3 separate regions of the Homo sapiens genome follow, and regions 1 and 3 are each linked to region 2. Evidence: read pairs that join two places in POLR2A ChIA-PET (ENCODE). Cell type or tissue: GM12878. All regions are shown on one strand. Each heading gives the region's core, and the rest is flanking DNA. Links, peaks and the distances in the headings are about the cores only.

The links. Peaks named below come from ENCODE experiments on the same cell type or tissue, not always from the same donor. Only the 100,000 strongest peaks of a DNase experiment are listed, where the experiment ranks them.
Region 1: POLR2A ChIA-PET joins it to region 2 with 13 read pairs; 4 of 35 experiments call an interaction of 5 or more read pairs at or near these places.
Region 3: POLR2A ChIA-PET joins it to region 2 with 10 read pairs; 2 of 35 experiments call an interaction of 5 or more read pairs at or near these places.

What each region holds. Positions count from the first base shown.
Region 1 is chr17:8,919,556-8,929,463 of GRCh38, forward strand. The region is part of intron 1 of PIK3R5 (phosphoinositide-3-kinase regulatory subunit 5); the gene reads right to left. Among named protein-coding and RNA genes, the nearest start is that of PIK3R5, 41 kb to the right of the region's middle. In GM12878, for the core only: no CTCF peak of the experiment used is centred there; a DNase peak (open chromatin) is centred at 5,256; H3K27ac peaks cover 1,010 bases.
Region 2 is chr17:8,852,551-8,862,458 of GRCh38, forward strand. All of the region lies in intron 1 of PIK3R6 (phosphoinositide-3-kinase regulatory subunit 6), which reads right to left. Among named protein-coding and RNA genes, the nearest start is that of PIK3R6, 10 kb to the right of the region's middle. RefSeq lists enhancers at 6,890-7,149, 9,770-9,849. In GM12878, for the core only: a CTCF peak has its summit at 6,602; DNase peaks (open chromatin) are centred at 3,451, 5,561 and 7,006; H3K4me3 peaks cover 3,954 bases; H3K27ac peaks cover 5,000 bases.
Region 3 is chr17:8,954,340-8,964,247 of GRCh38, forward strand. The region is part of intron 1 of PIK3R5 (phosphoinositide-3-kinase regulatory subunit 5); the gene reads right to left. Among named protein-coding and RNA genes, the nearest start is that of PIK3R5, 6.4 kb to the right of the region's middle. RefSeq lists enhancers at 343-844, 845-1,344. In GM12878, for the core only: no CTCF peak of the experiment used is centred there; a DNase peak (open chromatin) is centred at 2,332; H3K4me3 peaks cover 2,611 bases; H3K27ac peaks cover 4,897 bases.

The sequences.
Region 1 (9,908 bases), core at 2,715-7,714, 66 kb after region 2:
ATGTCAGTCTAGATACAGTTCATAGTTAATATATTCTGGAACATCTTGATGACCACCTCATGACCAAATGTTACCAGATCTCCGTGCCCAGTTTGCATTTGTGTCATACCGTGTTGGTGTCACCTAAAAGGACAGGGCACACCATGTGTGTGCTTGGGATCTGCAAGAGCTCAAGGTTAAGCACAATGAGTTAACATAGACAAATGTGTGGAAACATTCCCAGTGCATAACAAACATTCAATATATGTTCTCTGTTACCTATCAGAGTTTCCTTCCTCTCCTCTCCTTCTCTCTCTCTCTCTTTCTTTCTTTCTCTTTTTTTCTTTTTCCTTCTTTTTTTTTTTTTTTTTTTTGGACGGAGTCTCGCTCTTTTGCCCAGGCTGGAGTGCAGTGGCGTGATCTCGGCTCACTGCAACCTCAGCCTCCGAGGTTCAAGGGATTCTCTTGCCTCCCGAGTAGCTGAGATTACAGGCATGCACCACCATACCAGGCTAATTATTCTACTTTTAGTAGAGACAGGGTTTCACCATGGTGGCCAGGTTGATCTCGAACTCCTGACCTCAAGTGATCCACCTGCCTCGGCCTCCCAAAGTGCTGGGATTACAGGCGTGAGCCACCATGCCCGGCCCAGAGTGCTTTCTTAACACACACATCTCACCTGCCCAACTCTTGATGTCTTCAGAACTAGGCCAAGAAATAAAACACCTCCTGCATGATTCTGACGCACAGTTAGACTTGGAAAGTCATGCTTTTTATTTTACACACACATGCATACACACACACATTTGACTCTAAGACTGGGAAGGCACCTTAGGTACCATTTAGTACAACATTCCCACTCTACAGATATGAAAACAAAGGCTCTGAGTGGTGAAGGGACTTGCCCAGATCAGACGGCAGTAAATCTGTAAGTAGAATCTGAGCCTGGAACGAAGGATAATCATGCATCCCTCTGCATAGATGAGGATCGCACTCTCCTTGCTGCCCAGCAGTGAGTGACTTCAGCTGCTCTCCTCAAGGCTATTTTTGGAATCCCTTTTCAAATTTCTTCCAGAGTTATTGGTCTGTTCAGGTATTGAACTTTATGTGTCAACTTTGCAAATTTAGGTTTTCTGACAATATCATTCACTTTAATCAAGATTTTAAAGTTAATTAGCAAGAATCAGAAATTCCTATATAATTTTTACAATTACTTCTGTAATTTTAGCCCTTCTTTTAACGTAACTTGTTTTCTTTTAAAATACAGGTCCATATGTATATTAAGTATTTTTTTTTCTTTTTTCTTTTTCTTTTTTTTTTTTTTGAGATGGAGTTTCGCTCTAGTTGCCCAGGCTGGAGTGCAATGGCGCAATCTTGGCTCACTGCAACCTCTGCCTCCCAGGTTCAAGCTATCCTCCTGCCTCAGCCTCCTGAGTAGCTGGGATTACAGGCATGCATCACCACGGCTGGCTAATTTTTGTACTTTTAGTAGAGACGGGTTTCACCATGTTGGTCAGGTTGGTCTCAAACTCCTGACCTCAGGTGATCCACCCGCCTCAGCCTCCCAAAGTGCTGGGATTACAGGCATGAGCCACTGCACCCGGCCTGTATTAAATATTTTATACTACTTCATAGTTCTTTCAATGTTTTTGACATTTACATTAAATGTAATAACTGTGATAACAGCAGTATTTTTGGACAGTGGCTTTAAGTTTCATTTATTTTATTACTCACTGTTTTGTTTTGTACCCTACCATTCCTACTTATAAGTCCTTTATTTTGGTTCATGTCTTGCTCACTCAAGTATTTCGAGTAGTTTCAGGACAGATATGTGGGTGAGGTACTTTCTGAGACTTTACATGTCATATGTCATTCATTCTGGCTCATGAATTATAGCTTTGCCAATTATAGAATTGGCATAATTCATAATTTTTCACCCTCGAAATGTTCATAGAAACCCAAGAAAATCAACTGAAAAATGGTCATACCAAAGAACAGAGTTAGGTAAAGTGGTTAGGCACAAATTAATATAGAAATCAATATTATCTAACTATGCAAATAAATTATGTTGGGGAAACAAGATTCCACTTCTAACAGCAACAAAAGTAATACAAATTTTTTTAAAAACTTTAAAAATATGCAATATTTTTATAAAGAAAATGTTTGAGGGACACGAAAAAGCAAAAGTAAATGGAAATACATATTCTGGTGTTAGGAAGATTCAATACCATAAAAAATTAATTCAAAAAGGATCAAAGATCTAAATGTAAAGTGCTAAAACTATAAAACTCTTAGAAGAAAAATTGGGGGAAGCTTCATCACATTGGATTTGTCAAAGATTTCTTGGATATAACACAAAAAGCACAGGCAACAAAAGAAAAAATAGTTAAATATCAAAATTTAAAACTCTGTGCATTAAAGGATACAATCAACAGAGTGAAAAGGCAAGCCATGTTATGGAAGAAAATATTTGCAAATCGTATATCTGATTAAGGGCTACCATCTTGAATATATAAAGAACTCCTGTATAACTCAACAACAAAAACAAACCACCCGATTTGTTCATTCTCCATGAGTTTCAGCCTGGAGAATAGGAAAGAAGGAGGGAAGGAGGGAAGGTGGGAGGGTGGGAGAGAAGGAGGGAGGGAGGGAGGAAGAAAAGGAGGAAGGTAATTATTGAGTGGCTGATCTGTGTCAGGTACTATGTTGGGCGCTTTCACTTAGTTTGATAATCATAATTGATTATCAAATTGATTATCAAATTATCAATCCCCATTGTCTTGGGAATTAACATTCAGTTAATCCCCAAGACATTGATTACTTAGTTTGATAATCATAATCACCCTGTGACATTATCATAATTATTCACATTTCCTGCAGCTCAGGGAGGGTAAGCCATTTATTCACTCAAGTTCCTATGGTCACAATTCCTATGGCCCGAGCTTGAAGTCTGTGCAAAGTTGGCGTGACTCTCAAAGCCCATGTTCTTTCCTATGTCGTGTTCATAGGAAGTCATTTCTACTGGTTTCTAGACACTTAAAGGGCTGAGTGTACTGTTTCGTCTCAGTGTTGTAATTTGAGGCTTCCAGGGAAGACGTCTTGCATAAAAATTGGCTGAGTTTCCATTGTTGGTGATTCATTCTCCTTGGGTTAGGGCTGTTCACTTCCTCTGTCCTAGCTTATTTTTCAAGATGTAAGATTCTTGGAGGATGATTTAGCCACCAGATGAGTCTGTTACAGCAGTGACGGTAGCTAGTGGGCAGGAGAAGGACTCTGGGGCCAGGAGAGGGAGGAAATGTGAAAAGGTAGGTGGACATGGTGTGGAGGTCCAGGGAAGGCAGAAGATGAAGTAGAGATGTACCAAAAGAAAGAAACACTGAAGAAGCAGAGGCAAGACTGCCCACTTCCCCCCATCTTTGCTCAAGCCCTTCTTTACCAAGGAAGGGGCACAGGAATGCCTGGGAAGACCACAGTTGTGGTCAAGACCAAGAAGAAATGGGATGAGGATGAAGGAGGGGAAGGAGAAAGATGCTAACGTGTACACAGCACTGACCCTGGGCCAGATACCATGCTTAGGGCTTGAAGCACATGATCTCATTTATTTTGAGCCACTCTAGGACACTCTGAACTTGCAGAGATGAGGAAGTTCAGCTCCTGTTGGCTAAAAGACTTTCCCAAGGACATACGGATAGCACAGAGAGGATTCGAACTAAGGTCTCTCTGGTCCACTCTACCCAGGTACAGTACCGAAAAGACAACAGGATGTACAATGTCACCTTTTCATATAATAATTTTAATAATAGCAGCTAATAGGAATTGAAAGCTTACTATGTGGCAGGCACCGTTCTAGGTGTTTCTATGAATTAAGTCATTAAATCCATGTGAGGTAGACACTCCTTACCCCCATTTTACAGATGAGGAGACTGCGGTACAGAGTATTCTCTCAGCTGGTAAATGAAGTATGCTGTAGGCAATTTAGCTTCCCCATGCAAGTAAGAGCAGCTATACTGGAGCCAGGGGTGGGCAAACTGAAATTACTGCCAAGCTGGGAAACCAGAGGAAGACTATAACAATAAAACAAGCAATAAGCTCCAGGCAGCAACCGAATTCTTTGGGCACCTGGGCTAAACCTTGGGCACTTACACGGGAGACTGTTTAATCCTACCACCTTTAAATATGGAGCCCATCTTAATGGTTAGACAATGTGCACAGGAGAATAAAGCAGCAAATGAATGTAAATGTAAAAACTCAAGAAAGGCCAATTACACATATATTGGCAGCTTTCTGGTTTTTCTGGATGTGGAAAAAGATTGCAGTTGTGACATTGCACCCTTCCCTTCCCTTCCCCTCCCCTCCCCTCCCCTCCCCTCCCCTTCCCTTCCCTTTTCAAGACAGGGTCTTGCTCTGCCTCCCAGGCCAGAGCGCAGTGGTGTGATCATACCTCACTGCAGCCTTCTGGGTGTGGAAAAAGATTGCAGTTGTGACATTGCAGCCTTCCCTTCCCTTCCCTCCCCTCCCCTCCCCCCCTCCCCTCCCTTCCCCTTCCCTTCCCTTTCCTTTTCAAGACAGGGTCTTGCTCTGCCTCCCAGGCTGGAGTGCAGTGGTGTGATCATACCTCACTGCAGCCTTGACCTCCTGGGCTCAAGCGATCCTCCTGCCTCAGCCTCTCAAGTAGCTGGAACTACAGGCACATGTCACAATGCCTGGCTAATTTTTTTTTTTTTTTGTAGAGGTGGGGTTTCACCATGTTGCCAGGCTGATCTTGAACTCCTGAGCTCAAGCAATCTGCTGGCTTCAGCCTCCCAAAGTGCTGGGATTACAGGCGTGAGCCACCTGCAGCCTGACACAGGCTGCTCACTTTCTACAGGTAGAATCATTTCTAGTTTGTAAGACAGATATGAATATTTCATAGTTTTGGGCAAGGAAGATTTTTCTCCTTCCAGAGCACTGTGACTTCTAGATGCTTTACTATCAGAATAAGTTTGGGGTAGACTGGTCCAATCCATTATCTTTTCCCTTGCACAGCTTTTCTTCTCTTCCAGAGTGATAAACCATTTACCACCCCGTCTTCTCTCCATTAATCCAACAGCAGGTCATTGTTCTCAGACACGGGCACATCTTCACTAGTCTCCTTTTTACTCTCTTTGAACTCCTGCCCAATTATGCAAGAAAAATCTCTCAAATTCTCCCCCTCCATCCCATTCATGAATATGCTTTAGAGCGAAACCTCTCTAACAAGAAAACAGATACTCATCAGGTTTGTGGACAGAACTGAAATCAGACACTCCTCCCGATACTTGGCCAGGTGTGGTTTTTACAACTTTTTATGAAACAAACGCTGATGTCAAGAGTCCCGTTTAGCCCAGTCTAGAACTCTCTAGATCTCTAATGGACAACTTACTATGACATTAGGGCATCAGGCACTGATGCAGTCTCTCCCAACTTCTCACCAAATATACCAGATAGATAGTTAGATAGTAGATGGATAGATAGATAGATAGTAGATGAATAGATAGATAGATAGTAGATGGATAGATGGATAGATAGATAGTGGATAGATAGAAAGTAGATGGATAGATAGATAGTAGATGGATAGATAGATAGTAGATGAATAGATAGCTAGATAGTAGATGGATAGATGGGTAGATAGATAGACAGAAAGTAGATGGATAGATAGATAGATAGTAGATGGATAGATAGATAGTAGATGGGTAGATAGATAGATGGTTAGCTAGTAGATGATAGATAGTAGATGGATAGATAGATAGATAGTAGATGGATAGATAGTAGATGGATAGACAGTAGATTGATAGATAGATGGATTGATAGATAGTAGATGGATAGATAGATAGATAGTAGATGGAGAGATAGTAGATGGATAGGTAGATAGTAGATGGAGAGATAGATAGTAGATGGATAGATAGTAGATGGATGATAGATAGATAGTAGATGGATAGATAGTAGATGGATAGATAGTAGATGGATAGATAGATAGATAGTAGATAGATAGTAGATGGATAGATAGATAGATAGAGAAAAAAGGAACACACATGCATACAATCCAAACTGAAACCAACACTGACAAGCCAGAATGAGGGATTGACATTATGTCTAAATCAGATGGAAATGGATTAAGAAAATCCAGGCTTAGGTTCAGGCCAAAATCTCTATAATAAGTGGGTACAGCTTGCATCATGGCTGAGTACATTTTGGTCCCCAAGTGGGTGTGCACTTTTTCCTTGGATGCTTCATCCCCTTTTGTCTTTTCCTTTAATGCAGATAGATGCATCACATTCACTGAGATGGAGAAGTTTGGGGAGAGGACAATTTGGGAGAGGAAAACAAGAGTCCTGCTTTGTCCGAGTTCTATCCCCTTCAGACCCCAATGGAGAGGTCTGGGCTACAGCTCTCTATTTGGGAGTTCACATGGTGCTGTGGTCACTGAGGCTGTGAACCATGTGAAGCGAGAAGAGTGAGGAGAACACCTCCAGTGTTAAGAGGTGGCACCGGAAGTATCACAAAAAGACACTGAGAAGATGCAGCTCATGAGCAGGAGGAGAACACGATGTGACAGGATCCAAAACAAGCATGTTTCAAGGAGGGAGTGAGGAATGCCACTGCAAGGTCTACAGCATGAGGGCAGAGAAGTGGCCACTGGATCTGGTGACATGGAGGGTTTGAGTGACCATGAAAGAACAAGTGCAGGAAGAAAAGACCAAATGGAATGGGCTAAGGAGAGAGAAGTGACAGAGAGGCAACTGCTTTGGGAAGCTTTGCTCAGAAGAGCTGGGTTTATGAAATGCCCCAGGATCCAAAAGAACCCTAAGGTTCTTCCAGTTTGAAAAAAAATGTCTATATCGATGTCAAAAGAAAAACTACCCGTATTAGTCCATTTTCATGCTGCTGATAAAGACATACCTGAGACTGGGAAGAAAAATAGGTTTAATTGGACTTACAGTTCCACACGGCTAGGGAGGCCTCAGAATCATAGCAGGAGGCAAAAGGCACGTCTTACATGGCAGCAGCCAGAGAAAAATGAGGAAGATGCAAAAGTAAAACCCCTGATAGAACCATCAAATCACGTGAGACTTATTCACTACCACAAGAACAGTATGGGGGAAACTGCCCCCATGATTCAGATTATCTCCCACCAGGTCCCTCCCACAACACATGGGAATTATGGGAGTACAATTGGAGATGAGATTTGGGTGGGGACACGGAGCCAAACCATGTCACTACCCAACATGGTTACACGTCCAAATGCTAACAGAAATTATATCTGGGAGGTAAAAATAGGAATAATTTTTATTTTTTATTAAACATTTTTCATAATATATATTTTATGCCTTGTTTTTTATCACATAGATAACAGAGGTTATATATATATAAATTAAAAAATGGTGCTGGGTAAGTGGAGTAGATATGCTTTTCCCTATTCCATTTGAAATACAACTACAAGCCCTGAACAATATATATAAAACTAACATAAGAGACCCTGAAAGAGAGAGAGAAGGCACACAGGCTAGGGACCCTGGGGACAAGGAATGGCATGGGTGAGTTCCCTGGCTTCTCTTTTTGCCTTATAGATTCCAGACTTGGAGCTGAACAGCCAGCAATCTGAAAAAATGGGTGCAGATTTAAAATAAAGCCCTCACAAAAGCCTGCTCTCTCTAGCCAAAGCCTGAGGAAAGAGGCAACTTAGCAAGACAGACACTTTTAGACAATACCTGCTCTATTCCAGCCAAACTCCACAGGGAAAATTGTGGTGCCACCTCCACCAGCAAAAGCCAGTTAATCGGCTTAGACTTCCACCCTGGCCAGGCCGTAATGAGGTTCCCCAAATCCCCTGCCATGGCCACTGTCTGAAGAAGCCAAGTAGATAGCCAGGTCTTTTATCTCCATTAGCGGTAATTAGCCCCCTCCCACTCCACAGTGTTAGTGGACACCAGTGAGGAGCCTGGACTTCCACCCCCACCAGACAGTAAAGAGACACCTCCATGATAAGATGATGTCAGAGGAAGCCTAGCAGGGAGTCAAGACTTTTACCACTGCCCAGAAGTAATGAGGTCATCCCCTCTGCTGTGGTGGCATTGTAGCTGTAAGGAGGCACTCCTACCGTTTCTAGCCAGAGACGTATCAGTGGAGGCCTGTTAGAACTTAGATATGTTTTTTTTTGGTCCCACCAAGTCTCATGTTGAAATCTGATCTCCAGTGTTGGAGGTGGTGCCTGGTGAGAGGTCTTTGGATGGTTGGAGCCAATCTCTCTGAATGGCTTGGTGTCATTCTCATGGGAGTGAGTGAGTACTCACTCTTCATTCCTGAGAACTGGTTGGGAACCAGCTTAGTTCCCCTGAGAGCCTGGCACCTTCCCCCTGCACCCAGTTTCCCACCATGTGATTTCTTCACACCAGCTCCTTTTAACCTTCCACCATGACTGCATGTGGCTTGAGGCTCTCACCAGATGCAGATGTTGATGCCATGCTTCTTGTACAGCCTGCGGAACTGTGAGCCAAATAAACCTCTTTTATTTATAAATGACTCAGCCTTGGGTATCCTTTATAGCAGCACAAACAAAGACAAAACCTAATAGGTAGCTGGAACTCCCACTCTACCCCTTAGTAATGTCAGACAAAAGGTCTAACATTCATGTGATTGGAGTACCAGTGGGAGAGGAGAAAGAAGGCCGGGCTGAAAAACTACTTGAAGAAATAATCACTTAAAACTTGGCAATGGAGGCTGAGTGTGGAACCTGAAGAGGAGAACCTCCTGGGAGAGGAGAAAGAAGGCAGGGCTGAAAAAGTACTTGAATAAATAATCACATAAAACTTGTCAAATTTGGCAAAATATATAAAACTACAGTTTTAAGAGGCTGTGTGAACCATAAACAGGATAAAGCCAAGAAATACACACCAAGACATCTCATAGTCAAAATTCTGAAAACTAAAGACAAAGAAAAAATCTTGAAAGGATCAAGAGAGAAACAACACCTTATCTTAGATGAAATATAATTTGAATGACAGTGTACTTTTCATCAAAAATTATGAATGCTAGAAGGAAGTGGAATAACATATTCTAATTGCTGAAGGACAAGCACTGTCAGCCTAGAGTCCAATATCCAGCAAAAATATCCTTCAGGAATGAAGAGGAAATCAAGATACTCTCAGAGGGAGAAAAACTGAAATAATTTGTCACCAGCATCCCTACTCTAGAAGAATGGCCAAAGGAAATTCTCTAAACAGAAAAAAGGATAATAAAAGAAAGAAATCTTGGAACATCAGGAAGAAATAATAAGAAAGGGAAAAATCTGGGTAAATACAATAGATTTTCCTTCTCCTCTTGAGTTTTCTAAGTTATCTTAGATGGCTGAATAAAAAATAACACAGTCTGATGTAGCATTAAATGTATGCTGAGTAAATATTTAAGACAATCATATTATAAATGGAGGCAGGTAAAGGGAAATAAAGGGAGGTACAGTTCACTAGGACTGGTAAAATGATAACAGTGGACTGTGATAAGTAACAATATATGCAGTGACCATTCAAAAAGCTATACAAATAGATATATATAAAAGCATTACAGATAAAATAAAAAATGAATTCTAAAGAATGTTCAGTTAGTCCATAGGAAAAAATGCAAAACCAATAACAAAATAGCAGACTTGAGCCCTAACATATCAGTAATTACATTATATTTAAATGGACTAAATAAGCCAATTAAAAGACAGAGATTTGTAGTGAATTATAAAACATAACCCAACCATTTGCTGTCTACAAGAAACTCACTTTATATATAAATATATAGACAAATTAAAAGTAAAAGGGTGGGAAAATATATATCGTGCAAGCATTAATTAAAAGAAAGCAGCAATGGCTATATTAATATCAGATAAAGTGGAGCTCAGAGCAAAGAGAATTACCAGAAGCAGAGAG
Region 2 (9,908 bases), core at 3,231-8,230:
AACGTGGTGAAACCCCGTCTCTACTAAAAAATAAAAAAATTAGCCAGGTGTGGTGGCGTGTGCCTGTAATCCCAGCTACTTGGGAGGCTGAGGTAGGAGAATCACTTGAACCTGGGAGGTGGAGGTTGTAGTGAGTCAAGATGTCGCTACTGCACTCCAGCCTGGGTGACAGAGGGAGACTCTGTCTCAAAAAAAAAAAAAAAGAGAGAGAGTGGCAAAAATTATGACAAAAGATAATGACATCCAGTATTGGCAAGGATAGGATATGAGAAAATTTCCAGTCATACATAGTTGGTGAGAAGAGAAATTAGTATAGCCTTTCTGGGTGATTGCTGGACAATATTTATCAAAATTCAAAATATTCATACTTTTTTGTCTAAGCAATTCGACCTTTAAAAACCTATCTGAAGGGAAATATTGGACAAATGGATAAATGATATGTACAACAGCATTCATTAAAACATTGTTAACAATAGAGTACAACCAGAAAAAAAAAATAAAGGCACAATTATAGAGTACCAAGTAAATAAATTAATCTGTGCAACAAAATACTATGCAGTTATAAAATTATGGTGTACATCTGTATTGGCTGAATTCGGAAGATACAATACCATTTACAATAGCTCCAAATTTTTTTTTTAAATAAATATTTAGGTGGGGCGCAGTAGCTCACGCCTGTAATCCCAGCACTTTGGGAGGCCGAGGGGGGCAGATCACAGGATCAGCAGATGGAGACCATCCTGGCTAACATGGTGAAACCCCGTCTCTACTAAAAATACAAAAAATTAGCCAGGGGTGGTGGCGGGTGCCTGTAGTCCCAGCTACTCGGGAGGCTGAGGCAGGAGAATGGTGTGAACTCGGGCAGTGGAGCTTGCAGTGAGCCGAGATTGTGCCACTGCACTCCAGCCTGGGTGACAGAGCAAGACTCCATCTCAAAAAAAAAAAAAAATAATAATAATAATAATAAAATAATAAATAAATATTTAGAGATAAATCTAACAAAACGTGCAGGAGCCATATGATGAAAACTATGAAATGCTAATTAGATAAATCACAGAAGACCTAAATAAATGGAGAGAAATACTGTGTTCATTGTTTGGAAGACCCAGTATAGTTAAGATGTCAATTCTCAGCCAGGCACAGTGGCTCACATCTGTAATCCCGGCACTTTGGGAGGCCAAGGGGGGCAGGTCACGAGGCCAGGAGATCAAGACCATCCTGGCTAACATGATGAAACCCTGTCTCTACTAAAAATGGAAAAAATTAGCTGGGTGTGGTGGCATGCGCCTGTAGTCCCAGCTACTCGGGAGGCTGAGGCAGGAGAATCGTTTGAACCCAGGAGGCGGAGGTTGCAGTGAGCTGAGATCATGCCACTGTACTCTAGCCTGGTGACAGAGAGAGACTCCGTCTGAAAAAAAAAAAAAAAAGTCAATTCTCTCCAAAATCATTTACATATTTAAGGTAATTCCAATAAAAATACCAGCAGGATTTTTTTTTGTAGATACATATAAGTCAATTCTAAAGTTTATAGGGAAAGGCAGAGGAATTGGATTAGCCAAACAGTTTTGAAAATGAATAATGCCTGAGAACTCACACTCCTTTATTTTTATTTTTTTTTGAAACGGAGTCTTGCTCTGTCGCCAGGCTGGAGTGCGATGCGTGATCTTGGCTCACTGCAACCTCCGCCTCCTGGGTTCAAGCAATTCTCCTGCTTCAGCCTCCCAGGTAGCTGGGACTACAGGCACACGCCACCATGCCCAGGTAATTTTTGTATTTTTAGTAGAGACAGGGTTTCACTATGTTGGCCAGGCTGGTCTTGAACTCCTGACCTCGTTATCCTCCCGCCTCGGTCTCCCAAAGTGCTGGGATTACAGGTGTGAGCCACCACGCTCAGCTTCGCACTCCTTATTTTAAGAATTACTATAAAGTTATTAGTGAAGGGCTAGACACATAAATCAATGGAACAGAACGAAGAGTTCGGAAGCAGGCCCACACAGATATGGCTAATTGATTTTTGATAAAGTTGTAAAGGCAAGTCAATGGAGAAAGGAGTCTTTTCAACAAATGGTGATGGAACAATTGATCATCGATATGCAAAACAAGAAGCAAAACCTTGACGTAAATTCCAGACCTTACACAAAAATAAACTAAAAGTGGACATAGATTTGAATGTAAAATTCAAAACAATAAACTTTTAGAAGAAAGCATAGGAAAAAATCCTTGTAACCTCATGTGAAGGAAGAAGTTTTTAGATACAATACCAAAGCATGATCCATAAGAGGAAAAACATGACAAATTAGACTTCATCAAAATTTAAAACTTTGGTTTTATGACAGATACCTTTAACAAAATGAAAAAACGGGCCGGGCACAGTGGCTCACACCTGTAATCCCAACATTTGGGAGGCCAAGGTGGGTGGATCACCTGAGGTCAGGAGTTCAAGACTAGCCTGGCCAATATAGTGAAACCCCATTTCTACTAAAAATACAAACATTAGTTGGCTGTGGTGGCTCATGCCTGTAATCCCAGTTACTCAGGAGGCTGAGGCAGGAGAATCACTTGAACCCGGGCAGCAGAGGTTGTAGTGAGCTGAGATCGTGCCACTGGACTCTAGCCTGGGTGACAGAGCGAGACTCCATCTCAGAAACAAAACAAAACAAAACAAAACAAAACAAAACAACAATAAAATAAAATAAAATAATAAAATAAAATGAAGAAGCAAAGTATAGACCTAGAGAAAATATTTGCAAATCACATCTGACAAAGAAAAAAAAAAGAAAACTAGGATAAATAAATAACTCTCAAAATTCAACAGTAAGAAAACAAATAATACTCCCCAAATGGGCAAAAGATCTAAATAAATACTTTACTAAAAAAGATATGTGGATGGCAAATAAACACATTAAAAAAATGCTCAATGCTATCAGCAGTTTGGGAAAGGCAGATGAAAACCATGAGATCTCACTATATGCCTATTAGAATGACTAAGATTTTAAAATGAGCAATAGAAAGTGCTGGAGAGCACACGGAGGAACTGAAATTCTCTCTTTTTAAAAATTATACTTTAAGTTCTGGGATACATGTGCAGAACGTGCAGGTTTGTTACATTGGTATACACGTGCCATGGTGGTTTGCTGCACCCATCAACCCGTCAGGAGGAATTGGAATTCTCATACGTTACTGGTGAGAATGCAAAATGGCACAGCCGTTCTGGAAAACAGTTTGACAATTTCTCATAAAGTTATGCGTCACTTACTGTATGATCCCGTAATCCCTAGCTTTTTCCTCCAGAGAAATAAAAACTTATGTTCACACAAACACCTGCTCATGGATATATATAGCAGCTCTATTCAGAATGGCCCCAAACTGGAAACAACACAAATGCCTTCAGTGGGTACGTGAATGAGCAAACTGTGATACACCCACACAGCAGAATCCTCGGCATTAAAAAGAGAACTACGTGCAACGACACGCGTGAATCTCAGAGACATGCTGAGTAAAGGCAGCCAGGCGCTAAATCCTGCATGCCGTATGGTTCCATTTATATGACATTCTAGAAACGAAAATAAAAACTACAGGGTCAGAAAATAGGTCAGTGTCAGATAAAGGAGTCTTTATCTCTTTTTTAGTCAAACTTTTAATTCTGAGATAACTGTAAATTCCCATGCAGTGGCAAGAAATAGCACAGAGTTTCTGGGTACCCTTTACCCAGTTTCCCCCCAGTGATAACATCTTGCAAACAATGTTACTGTATCAAAATCAAGATATTGGTCAGGCGTGGTGGCTCACGCCTATAATCCCAACACTTTGGGATGGTGAGGCAGGTGGATCACTTGAGGTCAGGAGTTCGAGACCAGGCTGGCCAAAATGGTGGAACCACGTCTCTAATAAAAATACAAAAATTAGCCAGGCATGGTGGCAGGTGCCTGTAATCCCAGCTACCCGGGAGGCTGAAGCAGGAGAATCGCTTGAACCCAGGAGATGGAGTTTGCAGTGAGCTGAGGTCTTACCACTGCACTCCAGCCTGGGTGAAAGAGTGAAACTCCATCTCAAAAACAAACAAACAAAAAACCCCAGGATGTTGATGTCGATACATTTTATTCCGATTTCCCCAGTTTCACCTGTACTTGTGTGTGTGTCAGTCTCTTACCTTTTAATGATACACACTAAACTACAAAAAAAGTGATATTACTTACCCATAAACAGTGGGGTCACAGGTAATTTTTAATACATTTCTACATTTTCTGATTTCTTAATCTTAAGTATATTTGACCTTATTTTTTACTGTGTAACAGATGGCACACACAAAAGAAGAGAGCTAATATATTATGTTCAGGGACATAGTAATTACATGAACATCTGGGAGCCCGCCAGTCAATTTAAGAACGTTGTGCTGTGGGTTTAACGTAACCTTTGCACACCCCTGCCTGGAGCACCCTTCCCCCAGCTTTCCCCACAGCTGGCTCCCCCTCGACATTCAGGTCTTGTTGTCAATGTCACTGCCTCAGAGGCCTTTCCTGAACATCCTGTCCAAAATAGCCCTCCCTGTCACACTCTAGCACACTCTGATTTTATTCATAGCATTTATCAGTATGGAAATTTTTCCTGTCAGGCTTAGTTTTCTTGGCTAGTCATTAGAATGCGAACTCGGCAAATACTGGGATGGGGCGTGTCTCCTTCACTGCAGCATGTCCAGCATCTAGGGCAGCAGCCACTCAGTGGACAATGAATACCTATTTTAGATAAATATTTGATGAATGAATGAAAGTGAAGAATATTGCCAAAAGCCACGTGGCCATGAAGGATAGAACCAGGGCTAGAGCCCAGATCTCAACCTGGGGCGTGGGGTCATGGCCACTTCCCCTGACGTCCGCATGCCTTCCTTTCCCCTCTGTAAACCTCACAGAACCCCCCTCTGTCTTTGTGAAATAAAATGAACACAAACTTCTGTCTGGGGCGGCCTGGGTTAATAATGAACACGGGGCAGCCTCGAAAGAAAAGAAATCTCACAGATAAAGACTAAAAGAGAAGTGTAAGATACCAGGAATTTTTGTGGCAAATGGAGAGTGCTTCTGGGCTGATTTTTAATTGAAAGTAAAATTCCCCTTTGGGAGGCTGAGGCAGGCGGATCACAAGATCAGGGATCGAGACCATCCTAGCTAACATGGTGAAACCCCGTCTCTACTAAAAATACAAAAAATTAGCTGGGTGTGGCGGCAGGTGCCAGTAATCCCAGCTACTTGGGAGGCTGAGGCAGGAGAATCGCTTGAATCCGGGAGGCAGAGGTTGCAGTGAGCTGCAATCGTGCCACTGCACACCAGCCTGGGCAACAAGAGTGAAACTCTGTCTCAAAAAAAAAAAAAAAAAAGGGAAAGTAAAATTCTAAGAAACTTTACCAGTAACTGTCAGAAAGCCTCCCTATTCATTTGCTCATTCCTTCATTCACTCACGCATTCACTCATCAAACATTTATTCAGCGTTTCTATATATTTGTGCAGGTGCTGCTTCCTTGCTCCTCCCACAGGAGACCTTTGTGGTCGATTTCCTGTCCTTTGGGGCTGCTGACCACACCAGTGTGGGGGAAGAGCCCCCAGGGGATGAGCTTGCACGTAGACAGGAAATGGAAATAGAAGCAGCTCATTCTTAAAATGCATCAACATCAAATGTGTCTTCGTTTCAGGAATGAGAAGAATTTTTTAGGAAATAAAGCTTGCCCTTTCAAGCACCAAACCATGCCTCTGAATGTTTTCTCAATTAATCTTTTTTTTTTTTTTTTTTTTTTTTTGAGACAGTTTTGCTCTTGTCGCCCAGGCTGGAGTGCAGTGACGCGATCTCGGCTCACTGCAACCTCCGCCTCCTGGGTTCAAACGATTCTCTTGCCTTAGCCTCCCTGAGGCTAGGAATTACAGGCACCCGCCGCCACCCCTGGCTAATTTTTGTATTTTTAGTAGAGACAGGGTTTCGCCATGTTAGCCAGGCTGGTCTCGAACTCCTGACCTCAGGTGATCCACCCACCTCGGCCTCCCAGAGTGCTGGGATTAGAGGCGTGAGCCAGGCGCCTGGCTGTTTTCTCAATGAGTCTCAATGGAAGCTCATTGTATGCACCGTGCCATAAAACGGTGGCGATGGCAGGAGCTATCAGTAGGCGAGGGTAGCCCTATCCTACATTGAGTGGCTGTTACTGTTTGACTTCTCATGTATGATTCCTCATTTCAGCAGCACCAGCTGTGTTCTGCACTTAGTGGGTGAGTGGAGGCTGCAGTCCAGCCCACCGCTCTGCTGGCCTTTTTGTAATTTACTCAGGCAGGGAGGGTGAGGTTTTGCAATTCATCCATCCAAAGAGGAACTTGCTGTAATTTGTCTACTCAGAGGGGTGCCTCTTTCTGATTTGAACAAAGTGCCTTCTGTGTTGGCTGCAGCCCTGCCTGGGCTGTGTCTGCTCCTCCACCCAACTGCCAGTTTGCTGAAGGCTGGGAAGCCGGAATAAGCACATGCAATTGTCTTGTATGTAAAATGAAGAAACAAAGCCTGAGAACTGATCAATGAAAAGAGCATCAAACTTCCATCCATGGACTTGCAACTTCTATTTGCTCAGAGGGCCCTCTGGCTGTCTTCTGAGTTCCTGGCAGTGTTTTGGGTGGCTGAGGTTGGTGAGTAAATCAAAGAGCCTCTTCAGAACATAATCCATGGGGCAGAAATTGCACAAGACCTGAGAGGTTAGAGATGAATGAATGAGACATAGTCCTTGCCCCCTGGGGTGCGTGGTCTACCAGTCTGTCACCTCATAATGACCGCAGGGTGGCTGTACTTGCCCAAGACCCCTGGAACAGACGTCACACACCTATGGCCCACCATTAGCACACTGAAACTGTCTCACCGCCCCATGCACGCAGCATGCTTGTGATGGTTTATGTGTCAACTTGACCAGGCCAAGGGAGGCCCAGATGGCTGGTGAAGCATTATTTCTGGAGGTGTCCATGAGGCTATTTCCAGGAAAGATGAGCATCTGAATGCAGGGAGTGAGTCAAGATCTGCCCTCAGCCATGTGGGTGGGCATCACGTGATCTGCTGAGGGCCTGAATAGGAGAAGAGGGAGGAGGAAGGGCAGATGTGCTCTCTGTGCTTCAGCTGGGACATCCATCCTGCCCTTGGACAAAATCAGCGCTCTTGGTTCTCCAGCCTTCGGACTTGGACTGAGACTGACGCCGTCATCTTCCCTGGTTCTCAGGCCTTTGGACTCAGACTGGAATTACACCACTGACTTTCCTGGGCCTCTAGTTTACAGACCACGGATTACAGACTTCTCAGCCTCCACAATCACAGGAGCCAATCCCTGCTAATACATCCTTTTGTTCTCTACCCACTCCCCACCCACCTCCCAGTCTCTCTCTCTATCCTATTTGTTGTGTTCCTCTGGAGTGGCCTGACTAATACAATGCTTAAGAAGACTAACCATTTCGCAGACTCATGTAAGAGACTCTCAGAGACTTTGCTCTGTCTAGTATATTTTTAAAATTCACTTTTCACATAAAAAACCATGCGTATGGTAAAAATCTGAAAGGCACAGATAGCTATGCAGTGAAAAGCCAGACTCCTTCTTAGCTATCCTCTGGCCCAAGGGTCCCCAAACCCCAGGCTGCGGATGGGCACTGATCCGTGGGCCGTTAGGAACTAGGGACACAGCAGCAGGTGAGTGGCTGGTGAGCCACCAGGACCGCCTGAGCTCCGCCTCCTGGGGCGGGGGGCGGTGTGGGCATAAGATTCTCATAGAAGCTCGAACCCTATTGTGAACTGCGCATGCAAGGGATCCAGGCTGCCCGTTTCTTAAGAGAATCTAATACCTGATGATCTGAGGTGGAGCAGTTTCATCCCGAATCCATCCCCATCCCCAGCCCCAGCCCCAGCCCCCTTCCCCACCCAGTAAACCCCTACCCACCCCCAAACCCCTTCCGTGGAAAAATTGCCTTCCATGAAACTGGTTCCTGGTGTCAAAAAGGTTGGGGACCACTGCTCTGGCCCATCAGTTTCCTTCCCCAGGAGAAGCCACAGTTTTTGGAAATTTGAATCTGTGGCCAACATTTAAAAGTCATATTTCATATAAAAATCAAGATTTCCAGCTTTTGCTTAAAATAAGTAACTGGAAGATCTAGCAACACCAGACCCACAATCTCGTGTGGCAACAATTAGCTGGAGTTGACATGCAGCTTCCCTGTAGAAGGGCCATGTGCTCCCCAGGGCTTCAGTGTCCCTATTGAGTTCACAATGGGGACTCTGAAGCCGGGGGCAGTGCCAGGCACACCACACCAGCACTATCAGCCTGTCCACATCATCATTTATGCTACCTATTGGGCTCTTGAAAGCAGACACGGGCCGGGCACGGTCACGCCTGTAATCACAGCATTTTGGGAGGCCAAGGCAGGTGGATCACAAGGTCAGGAGTTCAAGACCAGCCTGGCCAACATGGTGAAACCCCGTCTCTACTAAAAATACAAAAATTACCTGGGTGTGGTGGTCCCAGCTACTCAGGAGGCTGAGGCAGGAGAATTGCTTGAATCTGGGAGGCAGAAGTTGCAGCGAGCCAAGATCGCGCCACTGCACTCCAGCCTGGGTGACAGAGTGAGACTCTGTCTCAAAAAAAAAAAAAAAAAAGAAAGAAAGAAAGCAGACGTGTTGGCAATCCATGTTCTATATTGTGGTTCAAGTTGTGGTTCACAAAGAGAAAAGTTAATTGCAGAATGTCTGAAATGGGCTGGGCATTAGGGTTGCCACACAGGGCCCATAGAAGTCTTTCAACAAACACAGTGCATCTCTGTACTTCTCCCTAGCACCCGATGCCCTATACAGCAATCCTCCCTTATCTGCAGTTTCACTTTCTGCAATTTCAGTTGCTCAAGGTCAACTGTGGTCCAAAAATATTAAATGAAAAATTCTAGAAAGAAATGACTCCTAAATTTTAAATTGCACACTGTTCTGAGGAGCATGATGAAACCTCTCACCGTTCTGGTCTGTCCTGCCCGGAATGTGAAGCGTCCCTTTGTTCAGTGGGTGTACACAGTGTGTGCTACCTGACTGTAAGCCACTTGCTAGCCATCATGGTTATCAGATAAACTGTCGTGGTATCACAGTGCTTGTGTTCAAGTCACCCTTATTTTACTTACTCATGGCCCCAAGTTGCAAGAGAAGTGATGCTGGCAATTGAGATATGCCAAGGGGATGCCTAAGACCTCCAATAGTACTGAACCTGGCTGCTGTCAGTCAGCCAAGGAGAAGCTGTCAAGTGCTTCCTTGAAGTGAGTGAAAAGGCGAAAGTTCTCATCTTAACAAGGAAAGAAAAAAGTCGTATGTTGAAGTAGCTAAGATCTATGGTAAGAACAAATCTTCTAGCCATGAAATTGTGAAGGAAAAACAAATTTTTGCTAGTTTTGCTGTCTCAGCTGAAACTGCAAAGTTATGGCCACAGTGTATGATAAGTGCTTCATTAAGATAGAAAGGGCATTAAATGTGTGGGTGCAAGACCTGAGCAGAAATGTGTTCTGATTGACAGCAGCCAGGTTCAGTACTATTGGAGGTCTGAGTCATCCCCTGGGGGTCTTGGAGTGTGTCCCCTGCAGGTAAGGGGACTACGCTATTGCATTTGTTTATTATCTGGCTGCTGTCACTAAAATATAAGCTCCCCATGGGAAGGGGCTCCATTTTGCTCACTGTTGAGTCCCCATTACCTGACACTGTTTATACCACATGGAAGGCCCTTGATAAATATGCTCGAATGAATGAATGTCAGGCACTCATATGAAGACAAGGCAGAGTCACTGTCCCAAAGCTACTCTTGGGCTGGATGACAGAAACAAGTTTGTTGGGCATGGTTGCTACAATAAATGACACAGGAAACAGAGATTACTTTGATGCTC
Region 3 (9,908 bases), core at 1,553-6,552, 100 kb after region 2:
GGCCAGGCACCCCCTGGTGATGTTCGAAGAATCTCCAGAAATCCCTCAACAGTTTCTTCGCCTTACTCCCTCTGAAAACACAGCTCCTGATTGCCCTGATTGCCCCACAGCCTGGCACGGGCGGGACAGGAAGCCCCTCTGCCTTGTAAACACCGTGTTGCAAACAGACACTTCCCCAGGCTCTTATGCAGAAGCTGTCACCAGACTGGGAGTGGCTTGTTGGGGGAAGGTTCCCCAGGGCTTCCCCTGCTCTCAGACTTAGCTAACTGCTCATCTTAAATCTGACTAAATGGGAGGGTGGTAAGAAGATTCCCTGCCGGGTGCGGTGGCTCATGCCTTTAATCCCAGCACTTCGGGAGGCCGAGGCGGGTAGATCACCTGAGGTCAGGAGTTCAAGACCAGCCTGGCCAACATGGTGAAACTCCTATGTCTACTAAAAGTACAAAAATTAGCCTGGTGTAGTGGCGGGCACCTGTAACTCCAGCTATTCAGGAGACTGAGGCAAGAGAATTGCTTGAACCCAGGAAGCGGAGGTTGCAGTGAACTAAGATTGTGCCACTGCACTCCAGTCTGGGCAACAGGAGCAAAACTCCGTCTCAAAAAAAAAAAAAAAAAAAAGATTCCCAAGCAGAGGGTTCTCAGCACCTGGAGTTTGCATCTGGAGTTTGCCAGAGGCTCAGGGGTCTGAAGCAGCCCAGAGGAGGACACCTGCCTTGTCCCACAGTGGATCACAAAGCCACTGGTGTCTGAAGCCCTTGCAGTTGTGCACAGAAGACCAGTGATATGTCTGGAGGGTCCTTGAGGGGAGGATGACCGAACCCCACAGAGGTCTCAGATGGGGAGCAGCCCAGCCTGCCCGATCATCAGTCATCCAAGGCTGAGGCCCGGGCCTCTTCCATGCTGGCTGCTCGACCAGGCAATCACTCATTCAGCAAGCACTGATTGAATGACAAGTGCTGGCCCCTGCAAGGCACTGGAGAGTCAGCACTGAACAAAATGATTGGAAAGCTTCCCTCATTGGGAAGGGGATGAGTGAGGCAAGAACACACGTTAGGTCTTGGGAAAACTGAGTCAGGCAGTCTGGCTGGAGGAGAGCGTGATGATTCGTGGAGAAAGGAGTGGGACTCAACTTCGAAACCTGAACAGAAGACTAAGGACTCTGGACTCTCCCTAAGCAGTGGGGTGCCATCAAAGTATCTGAACACAGTGACATAGAAGTTTTCATAAGAAGAATCTCCTGGTGAAGAGAGGAAGAGCCTGTGGTCCAAAAGGCCCACCAGAGGCATATGGTAAATAAAGCCAAATTGGGTAGGAGAGAGAACAATGGGGAAGTGAGAGAAACAAGAGCCATGGAGAAAGGAAGCACCATCAAAACGGGCTGGGGAGTGGGGAACAAGGAAGATGGAGGGAGGACTCGGAGATGAGTCCAAGGTTTCAAGGCTGGGAGTCTGGTTTCAGCAGAGACAGAAATGGGGAAGTCTGCACAGGAAGCCTGCTTTGTGGATGCAGAGTTGGGCTCTGGATATTGCTCAAGTTGAAATAGGGCATCAAGTGAAAATAACCCGCATGTACTTGGAGGCCGAAGCAGGTAGATCACTTGAGCCCAGGAGTTTGAGAACAGCCTGGGCAACATAGTGAGACCCTGTCTCTACAAAAAACACACACAAAAAATTAGCTGGGCGTGGTGGCATACACCTGTAGTCCCAGCTACTCAGGAGACTGAGGCAGGAGGATCATCTGAGCCTGGGGAGGTTGACACTACAGTGATCTGTGATCGTGCCACTGTACTCCAGTCTGGGTGACAGAGTGAGACCCTTTCTCAAAAATAAAAAATAAAACAAAAATTTGTCGGGCATCAGACTTTATGGAGACTTCAAAAAAAAAAAAGATGCAGGTTGGGAAGAGACTATTGGAACTTGCCATTCCAGAGCCACCAGTGACCTGAAAGGAAGCCTTCCAGCAGAAGCATGGGCTAGAGGGTGGGTTTCTGCCATTGAGGTCTGAAGAGGGACTCATAGTCACTGGGAGTCCTGTCATAAGGTGGCACCATGAGGGAAGGAGCAGGTCCCCTCTCTGCTCAGCCCATCAGAGCAGCTCCCACAAGAAAACTCTTGGAGAGCAGGCTTTGAAAACTCCCAGGTGGTCAGAATCATAGAGTCCAGTTGGTCCAGGAGGAAACAGACTCAGCAAGATGAGGAAGTAATTAGGGGCCAGGACTAGAGATTACATCTCCTATTCCCATCCTGTAGCCCGTACATCACATCACAGCCCCCTGTGTTCTCTTAAGCACAATAACAGGCCAAGGAGAGCGCAGAGCTTTTCGTTTTCTCAAAATGAAACTCTCAACATGGTACAGAAGTGAATGCACAGTGCAAAGACCTATGAAACATTGACGTGAAAACCCCAAGAACAAGAGGACATCAATTCCCAGCTCAACCTGGAGGTGAGATAGGTTGGCCCCAAGATCTTATCTGGGACACTCACGGAGGAAGGCAATTTTGAAATGGTGTTCAATTAGTTTATTTTACCAAGTATCAGAAGGAGCCAAGAACAAGAGACCTCAAGAAAAGCCCATGCTCCCAGCAGAGGATGTGGGCGAGGATCCCAGTATCCATGAATGGCTATGGTTTTCTCACAGCCAAGGTGCTTCTGCTGCGGAGAACGGGCTGTGAAGCAGGGCTGTGGGGTTTCTGAGCAAACTGCCCAGCTTTGGGACCTGTTTATTCAAGGTCACTGAACTACTCAAACTCAAATCATGTTCTCAGAACAACCAGCGTTTACACAACCAGTCAGACATGGCCACCATGATTTAGAGAACTACAGGCTCTTTAAAAATAAGCTATATTGGTCTCCTTTCTCACGGCTATCATTTCCATAATATATAACATGTATTTTCCCTGCATACTTCCCCAACGGGAAACTAGCCACCACGAAGCCTCCCATTCCACTGTTGACCTGCTCTGAATTTCTCTGAGATCTTCCTTCTAGTGAGCTGGAGTCTATTTTCTTACAATTTTCCTTCTGTCATCCCTTTTCCATTCCAGAGAATGACACCCAGTTGAGAAGTCTTCACCTTTTTCAAAGGACACTGCTCGTCAAACATCTGAAGACAGATACTACTTCTCCTCTGTCTTCTCTTCTTGGAGAAAAACCTCGCTACTTCTTAATTACTTCATATTCTGTCATCGCTATCCTGGTCACCTATCTCTGGATATGAAGTGGTTGCTCAGCATCCTCCAAATGCAGCACCTGGAATTCACTCAAGGTGGATATGCCCAGTTCAGTGTGGAAATAGGCATGCTTGTTAGCTGAAGGGCATATAAAGTAAGGACCCATGGGACCTAGTGGCTGAACATTGGAAGCCAAGAATCAAAGATGGCTCTCGGGCATGAGCCTGGGAGCTCTGAGGTTTACAGATTTGTACCTGGGAGGACTGAGGAAGAGAGAAGAGAAGGAAGCTTGGGGAGTGGGAAGCCAAGAATCCCACAGTGGAAGACCTCAAGACTGGAGCCGTTCTCCCAGCTTCCAAGGAGCAGCTCATTCCCCGCTCTATAAGCTGTCACAGGGCGTGGGAGAAGGTAACGTGCTTCCAAAATCATTTGCAAAGTCAGTATATCAAAAACTGACAACGGCAGCACAGAAAAGGAAAATAGAGGTCAAATTCATTTCATGCAAAAATCCTAAAGAAAGGTGGGATGCGGTGGCTCACTCCTATAATCCCAGCACTTTGGGAGGCCAAGGCTGGTGGATCACTTGAGGCCAGGAGTTCGAGAGCAGCCTGGCCAACATGGTGAATCCCCGTCTCTACTAAAAATACAAAAATTAGCCAGGCGTGGTAGTGGGTGCCTGTAATCCCAGGTACTCAGGGGCTGAGGCATGAGAATTGTTTGAACCTGGCAGGTGGAGGTTCGCACCACTGCACTCCAGAGTGAGACTGTCTCAAAAAAAAAAAAAAAAATCCTAAAGAAAATCACAGCAAATCAAACCTAGCACAGTACTGAAGGAATAAAGCACCTTGACCCAATTGAGTTTACTCCAGAAATGCAGAGGGCTCAATATGTGGAAGCTAATGATCTAATGTGTCACATAAATCTATCACAAGGTGAAAGAGTACAAGAGTTTCCTTGCAGATGCTTTAAAAAAGTATTGGACAAATGTAACATCCATTCATGCTTTTAAAAATCCTTACAAAGGAGGAATTGAAGAAAACGTCCTTCACACATGGCACTTTACATCAAGGCACTGGTTCTAAAGAACTATGACCACATCAGAGAAACAAAGCCCCAAGCTCATGCCTGTCCCTGGGAACTTGGGAGGTTGCAGACTTTTGTGGCAAAGGAACAGTCATGCATGCCTCTCTGATCCGTAGACTGTTTATATTCATGTGTGTGGCCACAGACACCTTTTTTTTTCTCTCTCTCTTTTTTTTTTTTTCTGAGATGAAGTTTCCCTCTTGTTGCTTGGGCTGGAGTGCAATGGCGCGATCTCGGCTCACCACAACCTCCGCCTCCGTGTTCAATCGATTCTCTTGCCTCAGCCTCCCAAGTAGCTGGGATTACAGGCATGTGCCATCACGCCCGGCTAATATTTGTATTTTTAGTAGAGATGAGGTTTCTCCATGTTGGTCAGGCTGGTCTTGAACTCCTGACCTCAGGTGATCTGCCCGCCTCGGCCTCCCAAAGTGCTGGGATTACAGGTGTGAGCCACCACGCAGGGCCTTCTCTTTCACTCTTTAATCATCTTGGAAATGGGCTGAATTCAAAACTTGGTGAGAAATCCAACAACAGAGCAGTGGCCCAGTGTGCAGTCATGAGATGGCCCCCAGCACGCCGCTTCAGGGTTCTCACCAGTGAGTCGCTACCAGTGTCCTCTACACAGTTTTCATTATCCATCACTACCCCCAGCTTGCTTCTGACAACAGCTTCCTCCCACAGGGAGCTGTGCTGGGGATAATCCAAAGAAATCAGCACACAGAAAGTCATGTTTTCTAGAACAGGAGTTATTAACCTGGGTCCCTTGGTGAACTGCAGAGATCCAAGAAGACCTTAGAATTTTATGCAAAACTTTGAGCGAGAGAGACTGTGTGTGTGTGTGTGTGTGTGCACATGCATTCACATGTACATGTGTGCTTATGGGTGACGAGAGAGATGATCTTTCGCTTTCATCAGTTTTTCAAAGGGGCCAACTATCTAGAGAGAGTTTGAGACTCTCCTCGAAGAGTTGTCAGTGTAGATGTGATCTGGTTGCAGAACGCTCCCCCAGGAGGCTGGCTGGCTCGGCCAGGTTGGGTGGAAGTGGCTGTATGGAGATTTGCCTGAAAAGGGCCAAACCACCAAGCCATGCAGGAACAAATGCTCAGGCCAAAAACCCAGTGATACGTCTGCACAGACTTCATGGTTCTGGGGAGAAAGCTTTGGTGGAAGAAGGATATGGGAGCTGGACAAGTGACTTCCTAGATGAGACAGACAATCCAGATCAGGGCTTCTGAACCCTCCCAGAACAGCGGCTCCTAAGAGGAACAGAATGAAGGCCTGGCAAAAAATACGGTGGAGTTTTCTGTGGTTGGGGACTCAACTCCCTGAGCTGTTGATGGAGATGCACAAATGCAGAGGGCTCCTGAGCGGGACACGCTATCTGGTGATGGTCAGTGGAAAGGAGAAGAGAGGCCCCCCCATTAGTATTGATGACCTCAGCGTCCATAAGCTGGACCTTGGAATACGGGGAGGGGTGAGGAAGGTGGGAACGAGTCCCTGGTCTGTGTCAGACACTGAGAAGGGTGCTTGCCAGTAGTGCTATCATCTGATCCTCACAGGAGAGGGAGCCCACATACCCCACACATGAGATGTTGAAAAGAATGCTGGAGAGAATGCACTCAAAAAGCCCTTAGCAAGTATTCACTACATGGTAGGTATTAGTATTATGATTGTTATGATTCTCTTTTACTTTATATCTTTCAAGTCTCAACTCAAATATGACTTCTTCAGAGAAACCTTTCCTTAACCCCTCAACTATATTGAGTTCCCTTTCCATAATCTCATAGTATCCCATAATTCTCACAATTGTAATTGAACAATATGTGTGTTGCATGTCTTGTCTATGAGACTGTGAGTTCCACGGGGCAGGAACATTGCCTGTCTTGCTCAGTGTCCTCAGAGCTTGGCACATGCCTGGCTCACAGAAGGTGCGCTCCATGCAGAAGTGTTGAATGAACAAGTGAAATGTTAGCGATTAGGCAGGGGCCACATAAAGCATTGAGTGCCAGATTTCCATCCCACAGATGGGGAAACTGACATGCAGAGAGGTACATGGACTTAGCAAAGATCACGTGGCTAGGAGTTGGGGAGCCTGGCAGGAACTGGGCTCCATGTGAGCCACCTTCAGCCCTCACACCCCAGCCCTGCACTCTAACAAGGAAACCACACAAGCTCATTTGCCTAGGTCAACAACAACAACAAGACTCCTGAGGACATGAAAATGAAAAGCACACCACTCCCTCCGGGCCCCACCCCCAGCCCCCCACCCCATCCTGTGATCTGGCAACTTCTGCTGTTGCTGTGCATGGACGCCTTGCTTGTGAGATCCCAGGGAGTTTCAGAGTGACAGCCTGACGCCATGCTGAACATCAAGTGGCTAGGGTGAGCAGGCCATAGCTGTGCCAGGTCACTGGTCCCCCTGTAGGCCTGGGCGGTCAGTGCTATGGTGCGAAGACATAGAAAGCACAATGAAGAAGGAGGGGGCGGTCAGTGCTGAAGGGCAAAGGAAGAGCATCAGGGAAGGATTCAGAAGATGAGGCTTGAGCTGGGCTTCTAGGAGGAACTGGCAGTTCACCAGGCAGGCAGAGGCAGGGAAGAGCAATCTGGGGAGAAGCAACAGCACACGCAAAGGTGCAGAGGTCTCCTCAGGCTACAGGAGAGGAAGAAGGAGGGGTGGACCTGGGATGGGTGGTGGGTGTGGACCGTCTCTGGAAAGTCATGCAGCTCTGCAGCGTTTTCAGCTGAAAAGTGACTCACGCAGGCCGGGCGCGGTTGCTCACACCTGTAATCCCAGCACTTTGGGAGGCCAAGGCGGGCAGAACACCTGCGGTCTGGAGTTCGAGACCAGCCTGGCCAACTTGGCGAAACCCCATCTCTACTAAAAATACAAAAATTAGCCAGGCGTGGAAGCGGGCGCCTGTAACTCCAGCTACTCGGGAGGCTGAGACAGGAGAATTGCTTGAACCCAGGAGGCGGAGGTTGCAGTGAGCCGAGATCACGGCACTGCATTCCGTCCCGTGTGACAAGAGCGAAACTCTGTCTAAAAAATAATAATTTAAAAAAAAATGAAAATAAAAGTGACTCACGCAGATGTGTAATCTTACATCACCATGGCAGCAGGAGAGAAGCTCCATGGAAGCAGGAGTCTCCTGTGGATGCCGAACTCTAGGGCCCAAAGTCTAGCAAGCCACTTGATAGACTCAGAAGACTCAAGAAGGACCCAGGATCTTCTCTGTGCCATGAAAGTCATCCATTTCTTCCCATTCATCAGCCCCCAACCCCCTTTTGGGTGTAACTTGCTGTAGCTGTGACTCACTTATCTGGAAGTCACTTAACCGATAACCTCAACTATCCAGAACCTAGCTGCTATCCTACAAGCAAGCAACCAAACAAAAGCACCTCGTGGCCACAATTCATGCCCCCAAATTGTGTTGTATGGGGCATGCGCTTGACACCCACAGGAACACCTAGGCCACCACTTAGGCTTGGTCAATTCTGGTTAAGAGCAGACGCCAGAGTCAGCCCAGCTCTGGCACCACCTAAATGTGTGGCCTTGGCCCTCGGTTTTCTCATATGTGAAATGGGGGCAATAATTGTAGCTACCTCAGAGTGTGACTGTGAAGATTAAAGGACATGACATACTCAGCACAGTGCCCAACACCATGAAGTCATAGCCAAAGGAGAAAAGGACAGGGAGAAAGATGAAAGAGAACGAAGCATGAATGTACAAAAAGACACAGGGTACAAAAGAGAATGGCAGGCCAGAACCATTTGATGAAAATTTCAAGAAATTATTCAATCATATCCAACATGCTACATTTATAAATGCAAGCAACATACTTTACAAAGATTTCTTTTAAAACATAATACAATGAAAAGTTCTGATACTTAGAAGGTAGAGCTACTGGAAAAATTAATGTATGAAAGCTATGAGAACAACATAATTCTGTGTGGACCTGTGTATCGCTAACACATCCCCCAAATCTATAAAAAGTGCACTGTATTTAATAGAATCTAAGATGCCATCAATTGTAAGATGCACCGTTATTTTGTGTGGCAATAAGGAAGAAATATTGTTGCCTATTATAATTGGAAGATGCCATAAACAGTAAAATGCACCTTGATTTCAGTGAAATTCATACAATTAGCACATTCAGTGCTAAAATGTGAAAATATGTACATCTTCAAATTGATGAAATATTTTACTATGTAATATATGTTTGCTACGGGAGGGTATCATCTTCCCTTTGGGCAGAAGTCAGATGTACTCTTTCCTTTCTCTCCTCCCACCCCATCTATATCTGAGGCTCAAAAATCAAATTAAACACCTCTCCCTTGACTTGTTAAGGATCACTCTATCTTCTTCTTCCAGGAGCTTTCTCTGTTTTTTAAATTTTATTTTTTGTTTTTGTAAAGACAGGGTCTCACTCTGTTGCCCAGGCTGGAATGCAGTGACACGATCATAGCTCACTGCAGCCTCGAACTCCTGGCCTCAAAGCCTTGGCTTCCCAAAGTGCTGGGATTATAGGCATGAACCACTATGCCTGGCCAGCTTTCTTTCTTAACACATTGGTTCAGGCTTTTAGCTCACCAGCTGAGGCCAAACAGGCATTCTGGTTCTCAGAGGTCCCACAGGGCCACGCAGCTCAGTCCCTTGGGATGAGCATCTTTGAAGAAAGGCCAAGTCAGCACAGCTTGAGTGCTCAGTGGAACCCAAGCTGGGGCTTCCAAACTCTAGGCTACCCAGGCAAAAAGGATCCTGGCTCTCCTCCTCTCCCACTCCTCAGCCAGCAGGCCCCTGATGGATGGCTAACACAGGGGTATGGAGCAGCCTGCACCCCTGCCTTCTCATCCTCATGCCAACATCAACCCCAAATGCTCTTGTCACCCAGTGCCACCAGTTAGCATCCAACCTATTCTTCTTCTTCTTCTTCTTTTTTTTTTTTTGTTTGTCTGTTTGCTTGAGATAGGGTCTCTCTGTGTCTGCCAGGCTATAGCGCAGTGAAGCGATCATAGCTCACTGCAGCCTCGAACTCCTGGGGTCAAGCAATCCTCCCACTTAAGCTTCTCGAGTAGCTGGGCAACCTGTTATTCTTGAGGGCAATAATCAACAGTGAATGGGAGGGAGGAAAGGCAAGCAGGGAGGCAGAGACTGTCTGCTTCTACTGCAGCCTGAGGAGGGAAGATAATGAATCATCCCTCTCGTAAGCTAGAGATGAAAGGAGGGAGGTTCTTAAAACCCTAATGAGGCTCAGCACACAAAGACCCCAAGCCTTCCTGCCCTCACAGTCCTGGTTTGTGAGGCTTCAAAAAGCAGGGGAGGGAGCCCTGAAGCAAGAAAGTAGCTTGACCATCCAAAACTGTCTTCTTTGTCTTCCACGGGTCCACAGGCAAAGACCCACACCACCACAGCCACAACGAGGAAACACGGAAGCCAGCGTTCTACAAACATCCACGGAGCATCTCCCACGTGCAGCCGTTCTCATCATACATGCCTCACTTAATTTTCCACACTGGGCCAGGCACAGTGGCTCATGTCTATAATCCCAGCACTTTGGAAGGCCAAGGTAGACGGATCGCTTGAGCTCAAGGAATTTGGGACCAACCTGGGCAACATGGCAAAACCCTGCCTCTACAAAAAATACAAAAATTAGC